Regions from separate parts of the Mus musculus genome. Here all the other regions are linked to region 3. The links are chromatin loops, found by intact Hi-C in ENCODE. Cell type or tissue: heart. All regions are shown on one strand. Region 1 has its middle 34 kb from the start of Sox5os3. Region 2 has its middle 29 kb from the start of Sox5os3. Region 3 has its middle 22 kb from the start of Gm22792. Region 4 overlaps Sox5os3 (SRY (sex determining region Y)-box 5, opposite strand 3).

Evidence for each region. A loop is a pair of places that touch in the nucleus more often than their neighbours do. Peaks named below come from ENCODE experiments on the same cell type or tissue, not always from the same donor. Only the 100,000 strongest peaks of a DNase experiment are listed, where the experiment ranks them.
Region 1: a loop joins it to region 3, with 2.2 times the contacts of the local background. A loop is called at or near these places in 4 of 42 quality-filtered maps.
Region 2: it touches region 3 in a loop (2.7-fold over the local background); 6 of 42 quality-filtered maps call a loop at or near these places.
Region 4: it touches region 3 in a loop (2.1-fold over the local background); 2 of 42 quality-filtered maps call a loop at or near these places.

Annotation. Positions count from the first base shown.
Region 1 is chr6:144,704,817-144,709,816 of GRCm38, forward strand. It overlaps a transcript of Sox5 not described here. Among named protein-coding and RNA genes, the nearest start is that of Sox5os3, 34 kb to the left of the region's middle. In heart, no CTCF peak of the experiment used is centred here; no DNase peak of the experiment used is centred here; H3K27ac peaks cover 405 bases.
Region 2 is chr6:144,641,811-144,646,810 of GRCm38, forward strand. It overlaps a transcript of Sox5 not described here. Among named protein-coding and RNA genes, the nearest start is that of Sox5os3, 29 kb to the right of the region's middle. In heart, a CTCF peak has its summit at 3,102; DNase peaks (open chromatin) are centred at 291 and 3,101; H3K27ac peaks cover 251 bases.
Region 3 is chr6:144,779,245-144,784,244 of GRCm38, forward strand. It overlaps a transcript of Sox5 not described here. Among named protein-coding and RNA genes, the nearest start is that of Gm22792, 22 kb to the right of the region's middle. In heart, no CTCF peak of the experiment used is centred here; a DNase peak (open chromatin) is centred at 2,437; H3K4me3 peaks cover 2,653 bases; H3K27ac peaks cover 2,108 bases; H3K27me3 peaks cover 1,772 bases.
Region 4 is chr6:144,693,095-144,698,094 of GRCm38, forward strand. It overlaps Sox5os3 (SRY (sex determining region Y)-box 5, opposite strand 3), which reads left to right. Exons shown (of 3, transcript NR_040519.1): 3 at 166-738. It also overlaps a transcript of Sox5 not described here. Among named protein-coding and RNA genes, the nearest start is that of Sox5os3, 23 kb to the left of the region's middle. In heart, no CTCF peak of the experiment used is centred here; a DNase peak (open chromatin) is centred at 2,747.

The DNA.
Region 1 (5,000 bases), 74 kb before region 3:
GTGTAACTAAAGGATGGGTGAAGCCCTTGCCCAGCATGTGCACAGCCCAGGTTTTCATCTCTAGTGCTCTAAAAAGACAAGAAAAGGAAAGAGGTCTATTGCTTACATCACAATGGAGACTAGAACATACCTGAGACTAGGTAGGGAGAGAGCTCCGGACTCATCCCTCCCACCACAGCAGAGGAAAAAGCTAGGAAAACAGCAAAGCACAGATAGCATCCGCCACACCCTCCCCACACAAATCCTGTTCTATTTGGTTTGTAGGGACAAGTCAGTCAGACTTGTGGGTTTACTGCCCCTAAGTTGACCTGGCAAGACAAGACACTGGGTGTTATCTAATCTAGGCCAGCCAGACGGAAGGACGGCAAATGACACCCTCGAACCTGTCACAAAAGTTCCCTGTGTGAACTCAAGTTACCCCATAGAAACAGCATACAACAGAGAACACTGATTGTGATTAACATAGTTTATGGGGAAAGCTGGGGCCTAAGAAGCTTATAAAATTTATCAAAAGTCATGATGTGTAGATAAGCCTCAATTATGAATGATGATCTTGCTCTCTGGATGTTGCTTTAACCCTTACCTGAAAATAATATATTTTCCAGAAAACAACTGTGGGCTGGGAATACAACTTGGTGGGGGATAGTTTGCCCAGCATGTCTGAGGTTCTGAGTTCGATCCCTAGGACCACCAAAAGAAAGAAAGCAAGAAGGAAGAGAGGAAGGAAGGGAGAAGGAAAATAAAAGAATTATAATTAGGTATGGCTGCACCCACTTGTCATCTCAGTTTGTAGCAAATGGAGGCAGAGGGTCAGAAGTTCAAGGCCAGCCTTATTTACATGAAATCTTTTCTGTCTCAAAAAAAAAAAAAAAAGAATTACATAGATACCTTAGTGTACAGCATTCTAAGGATTACTATAACAGAAATTTATGGCAATGAGGTTTTATAGGGACACCAACCCACCTAAAAGCCTTTTGACCCCAAATTGGTCCTGTCTAAAAGAAATACAGGAACAAAAATAGAGCAGAGACTGAAGGAATGGCTGACCAGTGACTGTCCCATTTTGAGACCTATCCCATGGGCAGGCACCAATCCCTCACACTATTAATGGTGTTATATGTACTTACAGACAGAAGCCTATTGTAGCAGCCTTCTGAGAGGCTCTACATAGAAGCTGCCTGAGACAGATGCAAATACCCACAGACAAACATTGTATGAAGGTCAGAGACTCCTATGGAAGAGTTAGGGGAAGAAATGAAGGCCCTCAAGGAAATGGCAATTCCACAGGAAGACCAACAGTGGACCAACTAACCTGGACCCCTGGAAGCTCCCAGAGACTGAGCCACCAACCAAAGAGCATACATGGGCTGGTCTGAGACCCCTGGCACATATGTAGCAGAGGGCTGCCTTGTCTTGATGGACACACCTAATCCTGCAGAGACTTGATGCACCATGGTGGGGGGGATACCAGGTGTGGGGGTGTTCCTTCTCAGAAGTCAAGGGGAGGGGTGGGGGAGGAACACTACAAGGGGGACTGGGAGGGGTGCAACATTTGGGATGTAAATAAATAGATAAATAATTGAAAAAAAGAAAAACTCTAAAAGTAATTTTACTTGAATCAATTATTTATAAAGTTTAATATACTTATTCCCCATTATATACATATGTGTCCTCCTATATTATGTGGTTATTACAGGTGCATATACAATCTCAATGCCATTAATGTACGGTTTGCCATTGTGTGTTCTATCAGATTTGCCTTTAAAAAGTCATTTTAGGATTAGGGGTATAGAGCTGCTAGCACATATCAGGTGCTGGGTTTGACCTCCCACACAATAAAGTCATTTTATTCTCTGGCTCTATGACAGCACTGTGGGTTATAATCTCACTTCTCTCTGCAGATACTTAGAAAGAAGCTGAGGTCTGTTGTCTTCAGGGAATCACTGCCCTATGGGGGCCATCTTCCAATCACTTGGTGTCGACTATAGAAATGGTGAATTTAACTGTGCTTCAATTCGCAGCAACTAAACAAATGTCCACATGTCTCTGCTTTGGTAACTTTAGAAAGATATTTGCTGCGGGTGTGGCCCAAAAGTAAGCCGTGACCCCAGTCTATTCCCAACAGCACAGGCAAGGGCAGCTGTGCCTGAGAAGTGTCCTTAGACTTGAAGGTCAGACTGGAAGCCCACTGGCTCCTTCTGTCTCTTCCTTCAGTAAGAACTGTAAAATTGCCACAGAAACACACAAAATATTAGGAAACCTTTTCAGGAAATGCTAGCCATGAAATGGTTCTCACAGCTCCCTCCAGAGAAATCCAGACGGTTCTGGAAAACAGCGCTGACCAACATTAACCAACACCAAATCTACAAGCTGGCTGCTTCTCGTCAGAGTGAACAGGTTTTATTTTAGGATGGCTCCTATCACAGTGACATTAAACGTTGACCAGAGGATTCTGGTTTCAGGTCAAGGGTTCATTTTTAAGTTTTAGAAAACATCTCATAACACACTGCCTCGCCTGTGAGTAACTCCTGAGGAACTGAACGACAGAAGTGTTTGCTGAGAATGCAGACCAAAAGGCGCACAGGGGTGTGAAGGCTGTGCTGGCCCAGGGACACACAGACCTGAAGGAGAACTGTCATCTCCAGTTAAACTCCTAGAGCCCTTTTGCAGCAAAAGACAAGACAAACTTTTTGACAAAAACTTGAAAATTTTTCTATTTGACTCTGGGTAACTTGTAAGTGTCTTAAATTCCTGCAGATATTTAACGAGAGTGATATCTAACGAGAATAGATATGCAGGGGTTGCCACCACTTCCTGATAAGGAATGACGAGTTCAGTTAACAATGTCACAAAGCTCCAAACTGTTTAAAAGAGAATGCAGTTGAATATTCTAATCTCAAAACCACAATGGAAGACATTAGTCTACAGGTTCCTTCGTGGGAACAACAGTCAGGGATATGTGTAGTTAGAACTTTGCTGACAACTTCTGCTCATTTCCTAACAACCGCTGGAAGGGGAGCCAGCCTACAATGATGGCTACTGCTTAAATAGCAAGTGGGTCCTCAAGGTTTACCCGACCTTGAGCCATGGACCTCCAGCCATGTAGTTCGCTTCTGTCCAGTTTTGCCTTTGACAACTTAAAAGACATAATGATTAGTAAAAAAAAGTCTCACTCACTTGAAATGTCATTTTAAATTTAAAATTTAAGAATAAAGTTTAATACATTCCTCCCAGATTCCTCCCATTTAGCCCCCAAATTACCCTGCTTCACTGCTGTATCTGACCACATGAAAATTCTAGATACTCTGGCTGTCTGGCTCAGGGCAACCAAGCTGTGCAGTTTCCAGGTAACTTATGCAATGCTACTGGGAATAGCAATGAAGAAACAAAAGAAATGGACAGAAAGGCCAGAGGGAGTTGGTTTTTTTTTTTTTTTTTTTTTTTTGGCTGGTTAAAGTGTTCAAAATTTTTTAAGAGTTGGAAAAGGAGCAATACGCCACACCCTCAAAGGCCTCCACTCTGAATTCTATCATTAATTTTTAACTATGCCTTCTGATCTAAACATCGGCATCTTCATGAATATAAAAGCAAAGAATATCCAAAGAATGCACTGGAAAAACCCAAGCCTACCAGAGAGTAAACTTCTAAAAGGTAACTCAGTCAAAGCATCTGGGCTGATTTATTCCTCTACGTTGTTTTGCTCTCTGTGAGGACATGTGTCCTCAGATCATTCCTGAGAGGGAGGAGTTTGCCACCTCCCTACCGAGCTCCAGGCAAGTGCCACAAAGCAGGGGTACATCAGGACACTGAGCCATCATGGCCATTAGACTATAGGAAGCTCTTGAAGATGAGAGAATCTACGTGCTTGCCATCACAGATACACTAAAGGCCTTCCCAGGATGACAATGGAGGACCTGCTTATATTCGTATAAATGGCAGGAGTTATTGCAGATGAGCTGAAAGCATGCAAGACTTCTTCATATAGACAATTTTATGGTGGAATCAATCATGAAGGAGAATTAATAAGACATATTTGGATTGTAATTGCCTGCTAAATGACTGTCACTCACCCTGTCCTCAGTATTACTGCTATGTATTCTCAGCCTCCTTGTGTTAAAAAAAGAAAGGAAGAAAACAGGTTTTTGTGCGATGTGTAAAATAAAAGCTAGGCTCCTCTGTATTGTTTTGCTATCAGCATTATCCTAAAACCCCAGGAAGGGGATGAAAAAGGGCTGAGGATCAACATTACAGCACTTCAGAAGAACCTAGGAAGGCCTCTGCATCAGCAGCGACTGGGAGCCTTTGGCCTGCACTGAAGAAATAACTGGGTCTTTTGCAAGGCACCAATTCTTACAGTCCAAGATGGACAGCTTCAGAAAAAGCTGATCACAATCAATAACATGGAATCAATAAGATGGATCTTACCCGCCCTGCACTGTCCCTGGATGGAAATGATGGTTAGGAGAGATGGAATAATATCTCGATGATCAAGGAAGTCTGTGACAGAGACTGGAAACAGAACGCAGCCTGCACGCCCTGTCTCCCACACTCACCCAAGCCCATCACTGCCCTATGTGCTTAGAGCTGTGCTCAGCCTTCCTAAACATCATCCACACACCTAGCATCATCAAGAACAAGGTGTGATGGCTGGCAGGTAGCTCTGCTTGTCGAGCACCTAGCATGTGCCTACATACTCTTAGGGTTCAAGCCCCAGCATTTGAAAAAGCCTTGTACAACCCTGCATGGCTACCATCTTGGTATTTGGGAGATAGAAGGGCCAGGAGTTGAGGGTCATTCTTAGCTACATAGCTTGTCTCGAAACGAAACAAGCAAGCAAGGAGGGAAGGATGTAATCTGAACTTCCGGTTGCAATAGAATCCCAAGTCTCTAAAATCATTCTCTTTGGAATCCCACTGCCCCATCCGTTTCACAACTCGGCAAATATTTACTGTCCCTCTCCTCTCTGCCCCGCTGTGAAGCTGATTAACTCTTACTCAAAA
Region 2 (5,000 bases), 140 kb before region 3:
ACACAATGATTAAATGCATGATTTAATTTTATACATTGAATTTTCACATTCAAATATTTATAAGCCACCACTTCTTCACGCAGAGAGAGAGGCCTGCAGGTATGTGCGGATACATGTGTGTGTGTGAGCAGGCAGAGGCCAGAAGTCACTGTTGAATGCCTTCCTTAGTCAACGTCCCACTTGATTTCTTGGGGCAAAGCCTCTCACACTGAACTCAGATTTCACCAGTTTGGCAAGATCAGCAAGTTCCCAAGTGTTCTCCTGCCTCTGCCTCCACAGCTGGGATTGCAGGCATGCATATTTATAACCAGCTGCTGTGGGGTTATGAGTGAGTGCTAGGGAGCTGACCTCATGCTTGCAGGACACACAGGCTACTACTGACTACGTTATCTCCCCAGCCAGCAGTATCTGGGGAAAGCTCCTGGACAGTTGGTTACCTACCATGCCTATCCTGTTAGCAATGTACTTGAGACGGTTGTCACAGAAATCCTCAACTGCTACTCAATGGGAACCTTCTGGGGGGCTCTTGTGCTGTGACTGCCACGTTCTGACTTTCACAGGAACTTTCTGCTTCAGCCTGTTCCAGCAAAGGAACAGTTCCTATAAAGAGCAACCTCTTGACCCTGCATCGTAAAGAAGTGTGCCTAACCAATATTGATAGATCATTCATGTACATAGATTTGAATTGTCTGCAGGATTTAAAAGGTCACTTGAACCCTCCTGGGGATGGTAGACATCTCCACTCTCTTTACGAGTCCCCTTCAAAGTGTGAGATTACATCTGTGGGGGTATAGAATAAATACATACACTATGGTTAAGGTTTTTGATGGCTGAGATGTAGGGTTTTTGTGAGGATTAATTGGGTGCAATCTTTCATCTGCGTCTATTCAGCGTGTGTACCGTATATGAGCTATGCATCCAAGGACAGCTGCCATCCTATTTACAGCCCCATCTAAAAACAGCAACATTAAATCCATCTTCCATCTCTCTGAGGTCTTTGCAAGCGCAGAATCAACTCAGATGTTCTGTTTTAGAGCAAAATACATGAGGTGTGAATGTGTGTAACAGTAAAAGACTAACAGGCAGGGATGCACGCTGGTGGAAGTGGCCACCGGGGCTTGATAAAACATCCCTGCCTTTCCTAGTTCAGGAAGAGGCGAGGAAAAGAAACTAGAGAAAAACATCAGGGGGCAAATTAAAAAGGTGGGTCGCAGTGCCCACCCACCCCCATGCAGAAGGCTCAGAACCCAAATATTGATTTTTCAGGCCTTTTGATGCTGGCTGTGGAGACTTGGGACTAGACTGAAAGACGAATGACTGAGGTATGAGCTAACAGACCTCCCAAACCCTGCTCTGCAGCCCAGACTTCTTCAGGGTGAGTTAAAAGTGATCTTTCAGGTTGAGAAAGAGGGGAAAGCTGTGTGTTGGTTATCTGTTGGAACACTGCACATGAAACCCTTTAACGCAAACTCATGTAAATTTGATGACTATTATCAGAAGAGGCAAAACTCTTGATTTTATAACCAAACTATGACTAATCCTTCTGACTGATCCGAACAATCCTAGAACATTCATTCCAGGCATCAATCTTCCACTCCATGTCTCTGAGATACACACTCCTGTTTCACCAAGCCTCAAGTCCACTTTTCAAAAGTCAGCGTGAAAATCAGACATAGCAAGAAAAGAGAAGGCTGCTTCGTTGCCAGGATGGATGATCAAATTTGCTCTTTAAAAAACAAATAAACAACGAGTTTGCTCATCAGGTATTAAGACTGTTATTAAGCAAGCCACCCTTCCAAACACATTGGGAAGCCCGTGGGAAAGTGCCACTTTGAATTGTAGCCACGGCACAGGACATTGGAAGGCTACCAAGGTTTAAACATAAATGCTATGAATTCCTAGCTGTGTGGCCTCAAGGAAAATGCGACCATTCTGTGCTTTATCCACATAGTGACAAGGAACAGCAAGACAGTGTGTGTCAAGTTACTAGGACATGGTATGCCATGTGACAGACAAATATTGCCGGCCTGGCTCTCAGTGAGTTAATGATTAAAAGTCAGCTTCTTTTTCCCCCCTCAGGTGGAAATGAGATGGCAGAGTTCTGTAAAAGCTTCTGCAATGGAAATAACAAAGAATGGTTTATTTACTCTACGCTAGAACCTGAGCAAGTTACTTTACCTAAGTGAAAATACGCATGCATGTGATGCTCATGTATGTGTATATATGTAAGTACGTACGTGCATGCACACACATAACCATGCATTTGCTATTATACGTGAGTACATCGCCCTCCAACTGAAAACTGGAGTCTGGTCACACGGTCTGTCTTCTGGATTGTGCAGGGTCCGAAAGAGATAAGCCCGCCGGTATGACTCTGCCAGCACATCCCTCTATATTATTGTATTTATAACAAAGTAAACAAAGTGAGACATGCATCAGGATAACATCTAATCACACAGATCATACGCGTGCCACAGTTTGTCAGAAGATGGCTTAATGAAGGGGTAGAAACGCAGACAAGACTGATGCTTGCTACTGGAATGTTCATCTATTCCATGAGTAACATTGCTGAGATTGAAATTACTGCTTGTCATATTTTCATATGTGAAATTTGAATTGAGAAAAAAAAATCAATGACAGACCCAGAGGTGAGCGTACTACTGTCATTTTGCTAAGTGGACATGGTATCAAACTGCTCTCTACATTCATATCCCTATACTATACAGGGTAGCTCTCTGGCCCCATCAGGGAAACCTGTTTGTGTAGCAGATGGTGGTGATTACTGCAGAGACTCACAATTCACGGAAGTATAGAGAATGACTGAGTATGTGGTGTGTGTGTGTGTGTGTGTGTGTGTGTGTGTGTGTGTGTGTGATGTGCTGTGGGTGGGTGGGGGTGCTTAGCCAGCACAGGGCCTCCACCAAGGCTCAGGGACCATCTGAGGAGACAGAAAGACTGAAATAGCTGGAGGTCAGGGAGGACCAGAGCAAAACATCGTCCTCTGGATGTGAGCAGGCAGCTGTACTCAGGGTCTCACAGCAGCTGTGGCTGTTGCACAAGAAGAGCAAGCCAGTAGATGCTAGCTGCAGTTCCATGCTAGAACTGCAGGGGGCCCTTGGATCCCTACTCCTAACTGAAGATCTGCGGACATTGCTGGCTGCTGGGACGGGAGAGCTGTTTTCTTTAAGGGTGTGGGTCCTGTTAGGCCTACCATGTTCCATTGACTGGCCCCACGTCCAGAAGTATATTGGCAGTGTAAGTTGGAGTGGATGGCTATTAAATTAAAAACAAAAAGGAAGGGGAAGGACATGGGGTGGTTCTTTGAGGGGTTAATTTGAGGGTTAATATGATTAAAATGTATAAAATTCTCTAACAAATACAAATATTTATTTTAAAAAAATCAGTGTGATTTCCCCCATTATCTGAACCCATTGGCAGATCTGTTAGTGTGTGTGTTACTCTGAAATTTGCATTATCATCAACCATTGAATTACTGAAGGGCATCTTCAAGGCTCAGTGTAGTATACACCAATAATCTGTTGAAACAAATGCCCAAAGTTGGAGAACTGACAATGTAGAAAGTGCACGTCTCTGAAAGAAATAGGATTCACAGTCTTTGTCGTCAGATGCCCAAAAGTCAAGTCTTTCTCATTATTAACCCTGAGCATTTGCTGACTGGTGGAGCTTCCAAAGAGTCTCTCTTCAAATGGTTATAAGGCACTTGAGTACTTATAAAACATGGCCCATCCACACCTTTATTATTGCTGAGACAATCGTGCATTTTCAAAACTAGCATAAAGATGTAACCACTGCCACATTATACTTAAGGAGATTCCAAATCCGTCTGTTTTTCTGGATGAGTATGCTTATTAAAGTTAAGCACATGGATAAAATTAAAATAAATATCAACTATATGAAATTAGAGTAAGATTAAAAACTATGGGAGACACTGCCCAGTTACCTTTTTGTGCTGAGGACAGGGCTATGTCATGTTGCCACCAACAAGTTGTAGGAGTTACAAAGTCCTTTTCCAGTATTTCAGTTTGCATTACTGAGAAATAACCAAGGAAGTCTTTGTGTGACTGCAGAGGGATCCGTCTTGCATGTAACTTATTTCCAGTGACAATCACAAAGTGAAACTGGATAAACATCGCCAGTGGCTGCCTTGCCTATGCCAAGACATCGAGCAGGATGGTGAAGCCTTGCTTCCGGTCAGCCTGCCAAAGTTCTGAGCTCAAGACCTCACCATGAAAAGTTGAAAATAGCCAACTGAATACATCAGAAGGTCCTTTATGTATGAGAGTGCCATAAAACTGTTATCATTTTATATTGGAATTAAATCAAAATTTGACTCTGTGATAGAAGAGAATGTCACAGTATACCCTGTGGTGTATAACTGGTGCTGTGTTTTGCGTGTGATGGAAGACTTTGGCCTCCACGTGGACGTGTTGGTTTGGGGAGTTGAAGCTGCTCGTGGAGCTGTGACTGAGTTATGAGTTTGCATGATTTCAACCTTCCCTCTTCTCTCTCTCCTGCCATCCCATTCTCCCCTCCTCCTTCCCTCCCCCCTGTCCCCTCCTCCTTCCCTCTTCTGCTCTCCCCTCCTCCTTCCCTTCCCCTCTCTCTTTCCTGTCCTTCCCTTATCCCTTCCTCTGGTTTTCTCTTTCTTTCTTCTTTTTCATGAGTCAGAATCTCTCGATTTTAGCTTCAAGCTGTCCTTCACCTCAGAGCTCCTGCCTCTCCCTCCCAAGTGCCAAGTTTACTAACTGGCTTGTATTTTTTTAATTCTTCTATAATGATTCAGATGGTGAGTGTTTAGAAATCCTTCTTGAAGATTACGCATGTGCTTCAAAATGGAAGAGTAAGTGAGAAACGCAGATCTCTGAGAACAGAACACTAAGCCACAAAACACAGAAGCAAACTGTTCTGGTATCAGTTTAAGGCACACCCAGCAGATAGCAGGGGTTGAGAACTGACCAGATGGTTCTCAGATGGTAAAA
Region 3 (5,000 bases):
TCAACAAGAACCCCTGTCCCCAACCCCACAACAAAAAAGTTGTCATACCTGGCTAAGAAGTTCAATTCACTCCTTTCATGCGATACCTTGCCTGTGTGCTCGCTGCATACAGAGTCTTAGAGTCTGTGCAAAGTCTATACATTTTCTCTTTTACAGGACCGTACGTCAGTCTAAACAGGATGTGTGTCTACATGTACAAGCCTAAGGTAGCATGAACTAACTGCTATACTTCAAGAGCCTCCTGGTGATTTACCAACTGAGCTTGGCAGATGTGAGTCCTTTATGTGTGTAACATGCATCCAGCCAGGACTGTTTGAAGACAACAACAAAACTAATTCAGTGCTTCTGTCTTATGAGCAAAAGCGTTCTCCAGGCGCTAGAAGCTTATACTGTTTTAGAGTAGCTCAAAACTACCCATCCAAACACGGTACAGAAAGGAAAAAAATTAAAACGGAGAGCAAACTTAGAGTGTGGAGAACATGATAAGCAGACTACTGGAAAGAAAGAAAGGAAGAAAAAAGAAAGTCTCTCCAGGATGCTGCTATATAATTAACACAAATAACTAAATAATTATGCATATCCCTTCCCACCCCCACAATTAAATGTTTTTAAACAACCCTGGTGATGAAAGATCCACCTTTTAGGCAAACAAAGCAATCCCTGGCAGTTTGAGGATTTGAGACTGGATTGCGTCAGTTTTTAAGTGATGCCTGCGATTTTTATCTCCTAGAGTTCTGAGGAGGAAAGAGTTGATGGCATAATTTCCAAGAGATTTTTGCACAGTGCCCAGGAGAACTTTCGATGTAAGCGCTTAATGTTTTAAATCACTCTGGCTGAATTTATCTAGGCTTTGGCCTGGGAGCTATATTTAAATCAGGAAGAAGCCCCCCCCTGGAAGCCGGGCTCCCTGTATTTGCTTCTGAGAACAGATTCCTTCCCTATCTGCGCAAACAGCCATCCTCAGACAGCCGGATTCCTTTAAAATGAGACAGATCAAAATTTAGTGGTTCTGTACAGTATGAAATTGTCCTCCTTTTAAATGCTATAAAAGTCAGACTTTGGGGGGAATAAACATTTCCGTATACTTTAAAAAACCATCTGGCCCTTAACCTAATCACTCATGGCCATCAAGCCCCCCCCCCAAACTCTGCTCTTTTTCTCTTGTCTATAAATCTCCCACCAGCATTTCACTGTGTGTGTGTGTGTGTGTGTGTGTGTGTGTGTGTGTGTGTGTGTGTGTGTGTGCTCAAGCGTGCTACTAGGAGCCATTATTTATGAACACCACGAAAACAAATCACTGCCGTCTCTTCTGCTTGCCGATTCCCACACTTATTACCCAAAATCCCACGGATTTCCCTCAGTCTTGCCCTTGACTGTAGAGCCCTGCTGAGCAGAAAAGATTCTCTGGGGAAATCTGTCCCCGTGCCCTTTCTTAAGAAACTCCTCTTGATATCTGGATACTGTGACCATCTCAACTGGGTTAGAATAAATTTCCAAACTTTCGTGAGGCAGGAAAGCCAGTGGCCACCCAGAGTATCCCCAGTGACCAGCCCCGAAAGTATGGCTCTGCAGTAACACACGTTTCCTCATTTTGACCTGCTTCAGCTGATTAGGGAAGACTGGGAATGAATTCACATTCCTCAGTCTTAGGCACTGAAACCAAACAGTTTATTAATATATTCACTTTGCAAGATGACTATTAAAATATGAGAACTATGTCCTGTGGATCTGAGGCCAGTCGATTGATAACTCCAAAAACTGCTGTTTTCAAATGCACACATTTCCTAATCCAACTTGCTTTCCACCCGTGTGACCTCTGTCCCCTACTTCTTGCTACCTACCATAGCTATGAAGAGCAAGCAGAGAGGGACACAGCACTTGAGTAGTTTATACTTTGCCCAGAGTGAGGGGCGGCGGGGGGGGGGGGGTGTAGAGGAGAGAGAGAGAGAGAGAGAGAGAGGGAGAAAGTTGCAATCAAATGAACTCTTCCGGTCTCTGAAATGTCTCAAATCCATAAGGATGAGACTTATTTCTGAAATTCCGAGAGGGACTGAAGACCGATAGAAGAAAAGAGAGATTGCAGAAAACGAAACAAAAAGACAGAAGAGCTGGGGTGAAGGTGACGGGTAGGCTGAGAAAGCTCTTTCTATTCCAGACAAGAGCAGGGATTTTGTCCAAGTTCGAGGGTCTGTCCCTGGGAAAGCACAAGGCTAGCCCAGGGCTGATACCCTCCTGCGCCGCCGCTTGCCTCCCGCAGCTCGCATCTCCGCCACCACTTATAAAACAATACCGGCAACAGGACACGGGCTCCTCCAACAGCAGCACAGATAAAGTTGGCCGGGTCCCGTGGATCGCAGCCCCCTCCCTCCCGGAAGGGGGGTGACAGCGCCCCCCGCAGCCTCCCCCGCAGCCGGGCCCAGCCCCCTCCCGGGACTTGAACAAACTCCCGCGCCCCCTCCCTGGGGCTGCGCGGCTCTCCAGCTGGAGCAGGGCGCCTTGGAGGGTTGCCCGCCACCAGCACCTCCACAGCGGGACGCGCCACAAAGTTAAAACGCTGCGGTTCACGCACCTTACCGGGTCTGGTTAATCGCTCCTCTGACGCGGGATGCGCAGCAGCGGGCGGGGGCCTCCGAGGACCCTGGAGACGGGATGGGGCGGCTCGCCTTTTGCACTCTGTGTGTGTCTGTGTCGGGGTGTGTTTGTGTGGGGTGTGCGCGCGCGTATGTGTGTGTGCGCGCCTGTCCCTCTCTCTCTCTCTCTCTCTCTCTCTCTCTCTCTCTCTCTCTCTCTCCCACCCCCCCCCACCCCAACCTCTGGCTCCCTCTCTCGCTCTCTCTTGCTCTCTCTCTCTCTCCCTCTCCCTCTCAAGGACGAAGTAAAATCCCTCAGCTGGTCATGAGGCGGCTTCGGAGACAACACAATGCTGGTGGAAATAAATAACAAAAGGCGAAAAAGACAAGTGGGAACAATGGGGGAGGCGAGGGCAGCGCTCCAGCCGCCGGTGACCGTGGCCGGCGCGCGCCCCGGGGTGCGGCGGAGCGGGGGCGGCGCGGGGCGGGCGCCCGGATCGCTGCAGGTCGTCCCCCCCCCCCCAACCCAGGGTCTACCCTGACCTCCTGCCTGCGGCCGCGCGCCGGCATCCGAAGCCAGGGAGACCCTGTCAAGATCCTCCTGCTCTGCTGCAACCCAACTGGCTTGTAAATAACGCACCGATCGCCCACACCGTGCAGGAATTTTTTTTCCCCTTTAATCTGCCCTATGCTTAAAGAAGCGATCAGACGAAATGGCAGGAGTGGAAGGAGGAGGATTAGGAGGGGGGAGCTCGCTTCTATCCCTGCGCGATCGTGTCTGGTCAAGTCCCCTTTGTCAACTTCTTGGCCCTGCTCGCCCCCACCCTGTCCCTCCTGCGCCCACCCCCCATGATCAAACAGGCTTGCACCGTATGGCTGGGGGACGCGTGTCGGGGTCTGCGGGTGTCGGTGGAACCTTCTAGGTGGTCAGCAGACCCTGGCTGGAGCACCACTGGAAGGCTCGGGTTTTAAAGCCTCTACTGCCTTTCCAGAGGCAGGCTCTACACCCGGGTCCCCGCTGTCTTTTGGCTTGCGCTCCGCACCCACCTACCCCTTGGGGTAGAGGGGTGGGGGAAAAGTTTAGAAGCTCTCATCTATGCCTCAGGGGTGGCTGAACTGCTTTGATTCTGAGTGTATTCAGCCAAGGGGAAAAAAATATCATCAGATGCCCAAGAACCGGGGTTGGTATTGAGGGCGAGATGAGGCAAGGCACTGGGTTCCAGAGCTGTGCCACTCCGGAGCGCGAGTTACATCACCAGCAGCAGAAACTCCGTGGGTGAACTACCCCGACAGAAGCTGCGGGCCTGATGGAAGGTGTTCACTGACAGCTCCCGCGCTGCTGCTCTCTGGGCTCTGATCTTCTTGCTTTCATTGACTTAAAACTGCTGCGCGGTGGGGGTCAGGATGGCCTGGAGAGGGGGGTCCCTAAGAAATCTCCAGCCAGGCTTATGCAGAGATAAGGACTCCTGCATGGGACCCAATAGAGCTGGTGTTCAGGTAGCCAGGACTAGACAGGGGTAATGGCAAAGGGGACCCAATAAAAACAATTCTAGAAATTTTTCTTTTTTTTCTTTCTCTTCTTTGGCCTTCATGGGCTTGTGTGTTCTCCCTCTCCATGTCTGTGATTCCCTTGGGAAGAGCATTCATGGCCTGCACTGTATCCCCAGGAATTCCCAGCATTTCCCAGAGTGCACCAAGGCTACCTGGAAATCAATGACCCTGCTGTTTGTTCTTCCTGGGCCTGCAGGAGCAGGCATCCAGCTCAGGACCTTTCAGTCAAAGGCCAGCTCTCTCCCCTGACCTATTCCCTGGCTCTTGTCTCCAGGGGAGTTGTTAGGAAGCAAGGTGGTGTCTAGATACCTAGGACACCCACAGCCCTGAAAAGCACATTTTCCTTTCTGCCCCTTCTACCCTTGGTAGGTGGGTGAGTTGCTGATACCTGGGATTTTTGCACTTGTCTAGAGTGGAAAGTTTCCGGAGAGGAGACGTTTAGACAATTGATTACTTCGTACCTGCTTTCTAAAAATGGCTAAACACCTTTCCCTTGGTAGAAAAGTGAGAAATGCAAATCTTAATAACTCCGAGGCAGAAATTTCAAAGTGTAAACACAGCCATTATCCACTCCCACAAAAAAAAAAAAAAAAGCATCCTCTTCAACAAATATTTGGTAGCATAGAGCCCAGTAATTAAGGGAACAGTCCAAAAAGCCCAGAGCTTTCGTGGGGGGCTCTGAATTTCCTCTGCTGAGAATTTATACACTGGGTGATCCTTTGCCGCTTGGGTACGGCTGTCCTTAAACACCTTTACTGTTTCATCAGAGAACTGAAATAATAATAATCACAGTAATAACAATATGAAACTCTTGGGCTAATGTGGCTTCCCAACACTGAAAAAAAAAAAAAAAAACTCTGTGTTTGAATAAAACGCCTT
Region 4 (5,000 bases), 86 kb before region 3:
AGCACTAGTTAGAAATAAGGCATCTTGCATACACTACTGGTGTAGGTAAATCTGGGGACCCCTCCAACAGAGTTCATAATTCAGTGGTATTCGCTCATGCTGACTCTTCTGGAGCCTCAGAGACCCTTCCCTAATAAACATGTGTTTGCTAATTTTTCTTTCTAGAGAGAGACTTTCTGTTGACCTTAACAGCAGTGGCCTGTCAAGCCATCCCAATGAGATGAATTTGAACTCTGATGCTGTCAGTTACTCATTGCTAACTCACTCCAACCTGGCAAGCTCTTCAAATGTAACCGTCATCTTCCAGCAAGGGGCTCACCCAGTAAGTGGGGATGTATCACAGCCAAAGGCACAACGCTCTGGCAAGATCCTCGAAGTTTCCATTTCTACTGTCAATCTAATCCATGTCACCAGATTTCTTTGGCTTTAATGTCATGGCTTTCAGTATCATTGACCCAAAAGCTTGCTAATATCTAAAATCAGCGTATCGAATGTATCCATCTCATCATCCAGAAATGTTTAAACAAATGAGAGGGGTGTGTGACTTGAAGATAGCTGGTATGAAAGCAGAAGTGGGAACGATCTGAGGGATGAGAGGAAGTGGGCAGAGGAGAAATGGGAGGGTTGTGACTCATGTATATGCAAATGCCATCATGAAACCCATTGTGTGTATGCTGACTAAAAGATCAACTTACAGCATGTTTTAATATGAAAAATAAAAGGAATGGGGGTTGAAAGACAGCTCAGCAGATGAGATGGATGAGTTTGATCCACAGGATCCCACACGTGGAAGGAGAGAACTGACTCCGGCAAGTGGTCCTTTGGCCTCCACACGCGCACCATGACATGCCTCCCACATACATAGCTATCATATAATATAGAGTATTTTTAAAAGAACAGGAAGGAAGTAAATAATAAAGCACATGTTTCATTTAAAATGAAAAAACAAACCTAGCTGCCTATATATCACCCAGATAAAAACATTAAACAAACTTTTAATTTCACTAGATGAAAAGCGCTCACTTAAAAAAATAATAGCCATGCTAGCAACCAGCATCCTAGCAGTAGGGAAAGCCCATGAATTGCTTTAAAATATTGTAGCTTTCCAAATCATACAGAAAGAAATCCAAAGGGAAAGTCTTGTCTCACCAACTGGCAAACTGTGGAAAGCTGCTCTTCGCCCCCACGACACTCACTCCAGCCACCACCGAGTCCATGAACGTATACTGAGACGCCGTTATTATTGCAGCTCACGGGTAGGTGTGCTGCAATGGTATGTTCCTACCAGTAGACTGCATGCTGCCTTTCAGTACTCTGAGAACGAGCCAGTAGGGACGAAACTCCTTGGTCTGTAAGAACTCAAGGCCTTACCTAATGTGACCTATGTCTATGGTGTCTTCAGCATCAGGGTCTCATATTACCTTCTGGTGGCTAACCAAGAGCATCAGCAATAGCCTATATCTGGGGACACCTTTGACCAACAACCTGAGGGGAGGCATCCCATACCTACATTGGAGTGGGCAGCCCACACCCAGAAGTCCAAATTGGAGTCAATGAGTTTTGCTTCTTCTTCTTCTTCTTTTTTTAAAGGATACCTAGTTGGGAGGCGTGTGGAAATGGGGTGGATCTGAAAGGGGTTGAAGAGAGGAGATGGAGGGGTAGGATAGGATGAAAATACATTGTGTTTGGAGCTGTGACGAAAGGATGGACCATCTAGAGACTGCCAGATCCGGGGATCCATCCCATAATCAGCTTCCAAACGCTGACACCATTGCACACACTAGCACGATTTTGCTGAAAGGACCCAGATAGAGCTCTCTCTTGTGAGACTATGCCGGGGCCTAACAAACACAGAAGTGGATGCTCACAGTCAGCTATTGGATGGATCACAGGGCCCCCAATGGAGGAGCTAGAGAAAGTACGCAAGGAGCTAAAGGGATCTGCAACCCTATAGGTGGAACAACATTATGAACTAACCAGTACCCCTGAGCTCTTGACTCTAGCTGCATATGTATCAAAAGATGGCCTAGTCGGCCATCACTGGAAAGAGAGGCCCATTGGACTTACAAACTTTATATGCCCCAGTACAGGGGAATGCCAGGGCCAAAAAGTGGGAGTGGGTGGGTAGGGTATGGGGGACTTTTGGGATAGCATTGGAAATGTAAAAGAGGAAAATACCTAATAAAAATATGAAAAAAAGAAAATACATTGTATAAAATTGTCTAGTAATTAATAAAATATTTCAAAACATATAAATTGTTTATGCATTTTAGCTCTTCAAAATCTAACTGACATACTCTAAATGTCATCAGCTGTTTCTTTTTATAAAAAAAGAAAAAAAAACAGTAAGTAAATGTAAGGTGGCTATAGATGAGAGAGCTCTTTTCAAGGTAGGATAGTCTATGACTGTTCAAGAGAGGTATAGGACACCAGATTACAAATAGATAAATATTACCCTAACCGTTCTTTGAATATTCTCCATCACTATTTCTTTATTAAAAAGTATGCAAATTAAAATCCTTTGTAATATCCCATTTTATAAATGAGTCATTTTAGAGGGACCCAAATCCCCTCCAGCAGGGCATTTATTTTCTGCAGCTGCATGTCCAAGGGAAGGGCCCTCCATGCCGATGCTGGATCCCACTCAAGTGAGTTATCATCGTGACTTCCCGAGCCTGCCATCCTAGAGAAGCAGATGCCAGAAGATGAGTAACTGTGTGCTCTACCAGGCTTCTGGTAGCCAGCATTCTCTCTCTCTCGCTGCCAAGGAAGTAAAAGCAAGCATACAAGTCAGGGTGACATTAGAAGTCAGTACATTCCCTGCCCAGGAAACAGAAGATAAGAGCCAGGCTCCCAGCCCTCTCTCAGAGTGGGAATGAGGGACACTTTTATCTCCCAATTAAAACACAGTAGAAAGAAGCAAAATAAGTTGCATTTCCCTGGAGTGAAGCTAAAATATTTGGTTTTTAGCTTGCCAAACTGTCAAAAGATGTAGGATTCAAAAAAGAGAAAAGTCTACGCAGACAATGAAATAATTCAGCTTCAGTCTAGGCAAGTGGAATTTAAGATGTCTGATTTTATTTAGACTTTTTTTGTTTTCTGTTTTTTTTTTTTTTAATCCTCAGTGGGGCTGGATAGATAGCTCAGTGGTTAAGGGCACTAGTTGCTCTTCTGGAGGAGGCTGGAGGACTCTCAGCACCCACCTGGTGGCCTACAACCATCTGTAACTCCAGACCAAGGGCCTCTGGTACCCTCTTCTGGACTCCATGGCCACTATTTACACAGGCATACAATGTATAAGTCTCAAAAAAGGTTTTTTAAATTGGCTGAGTTATGTAAATTTATTTACAGATTGATTCCTGGGGCTAGAGAGGTGGCTCAGTGCTTAAGATCACTTGCTGCTCCTGCTGAGAAACTGCCTGCAATGCCCAGCACCCACATGGTGGCTTACAACCATACAGAATTCCAGGTTACCCAATATCTTCTGGCCTCCTAAAGGATCACACACAAACACAAGTAAACACACACACACACGTTGTGCACAAACATACAGTTAAAATACCCACACACATAAAAATATTTTTAAAACCTTCAATGCTTTATTCTATGGAATTGTTCCTATAGAATAGGAATTTGATCTGTTGTTCCATTCATTATAATAAATTCAATGTGCATTAGACCAGTGTGTGACCAAAGAGATTCACATCACCCCTGATCTCCAGTTAAATATGGTGATTAACATTTGCATTTGATTCTGAAAATACTCAGTATCTAGCCACTTGTTCTGTCACAAGTCAGAACCATTGATATTTTAAGGCCTAAGGCCATATTATAACTTCAGCCTCTATTCTCACCTAGGCCCCTTTTAAGTCCACGCTCAGTGAATAATCAGATGCAGACTGCTCCAAACACGTTCCCAAGCATGGCGGTGGTATTAGGTCACTAACATTAAGTACCAGTATCGTTATATACAAAATTCCCAAAGCCAAGCCCCTAAATTAACTTCCATCCATTAGGAATGTGAAGGGTTCTTTCTTTATTTTTTTTTTTAAATCTTCTAGCAGAAACTTAAAGCTGGGGAGGGAGGGAATTGAAGCAAACTGTGCTTCTCTGGTTAACGCACCATTTGTCTTCTGGGCAAGTTACTAAAGGTCACTCATTCTTCCTGGCAAGTGTTGAAAACAGTTTTCACTGAGGATCTAACCTAAAGGAACAGTGTGGAAGCCTTCCGGCCTCCCGGGACCTTTGGGAGGTCACCCAGATGTCCACATCTCTTACGGGAGACAGCAGTGATTTCTACACTCAGAGTCTTGTAACCTGAGTGCTCTTCCCTGTGTGTCTCTAATGTCGAAGTGGGAATCCTCTCTTCCTGGAGCCCACAGTGGACATGTTCAACTCTCAGAGTCCAGGATAAGGTTTCATATAAGGCTGCAGGGTAGGCCTCCATATCTATTTCTGTCAAGTGAGAGGTGGGCAGGTGGTAAAGTCTGTTGGGATGGGGTGGGATCTGTTTCCACTTTTCTGGGTTTGGATAGCAATTTCCTTTGAAGGAAGGAGGATGGAGGTCTCAGGAGAGGAAGTAAGTCCACAGGTCTAGGAAGGCTGATGCTTGAAAGAGAGCCCATGTCTTTTAGAGATATACAAACTGTTCAGGGAGCAGACACTGACCAGGCTAGCTGTCTAGAGAAGATTCTCTGGCCTGTAGAGCAGCCACCAAGTCTCACAGAGAGTCGCAGAGATATAGCACTTGTGTGTCTTCACCCACGTTGGGATGGGCTTTTTAGTAAGGCAGCTCCTTTTGTGTCATACCCCTCCCCCATACTCATGTTAATAATCCCAGTAACAACTCAGGGGCTCACCAAGATGGACTTTGATACCCCTGTCTTTTTGGTGGGCTTCCGATCTGGGTGAGCAGATGTGTGTATATCCTCTCTCCCCAGAAGTCTCACCACAATACTGGGTCTGAGTTGGCCTATGAGAGGTTGCTCAGCCATGGTTGG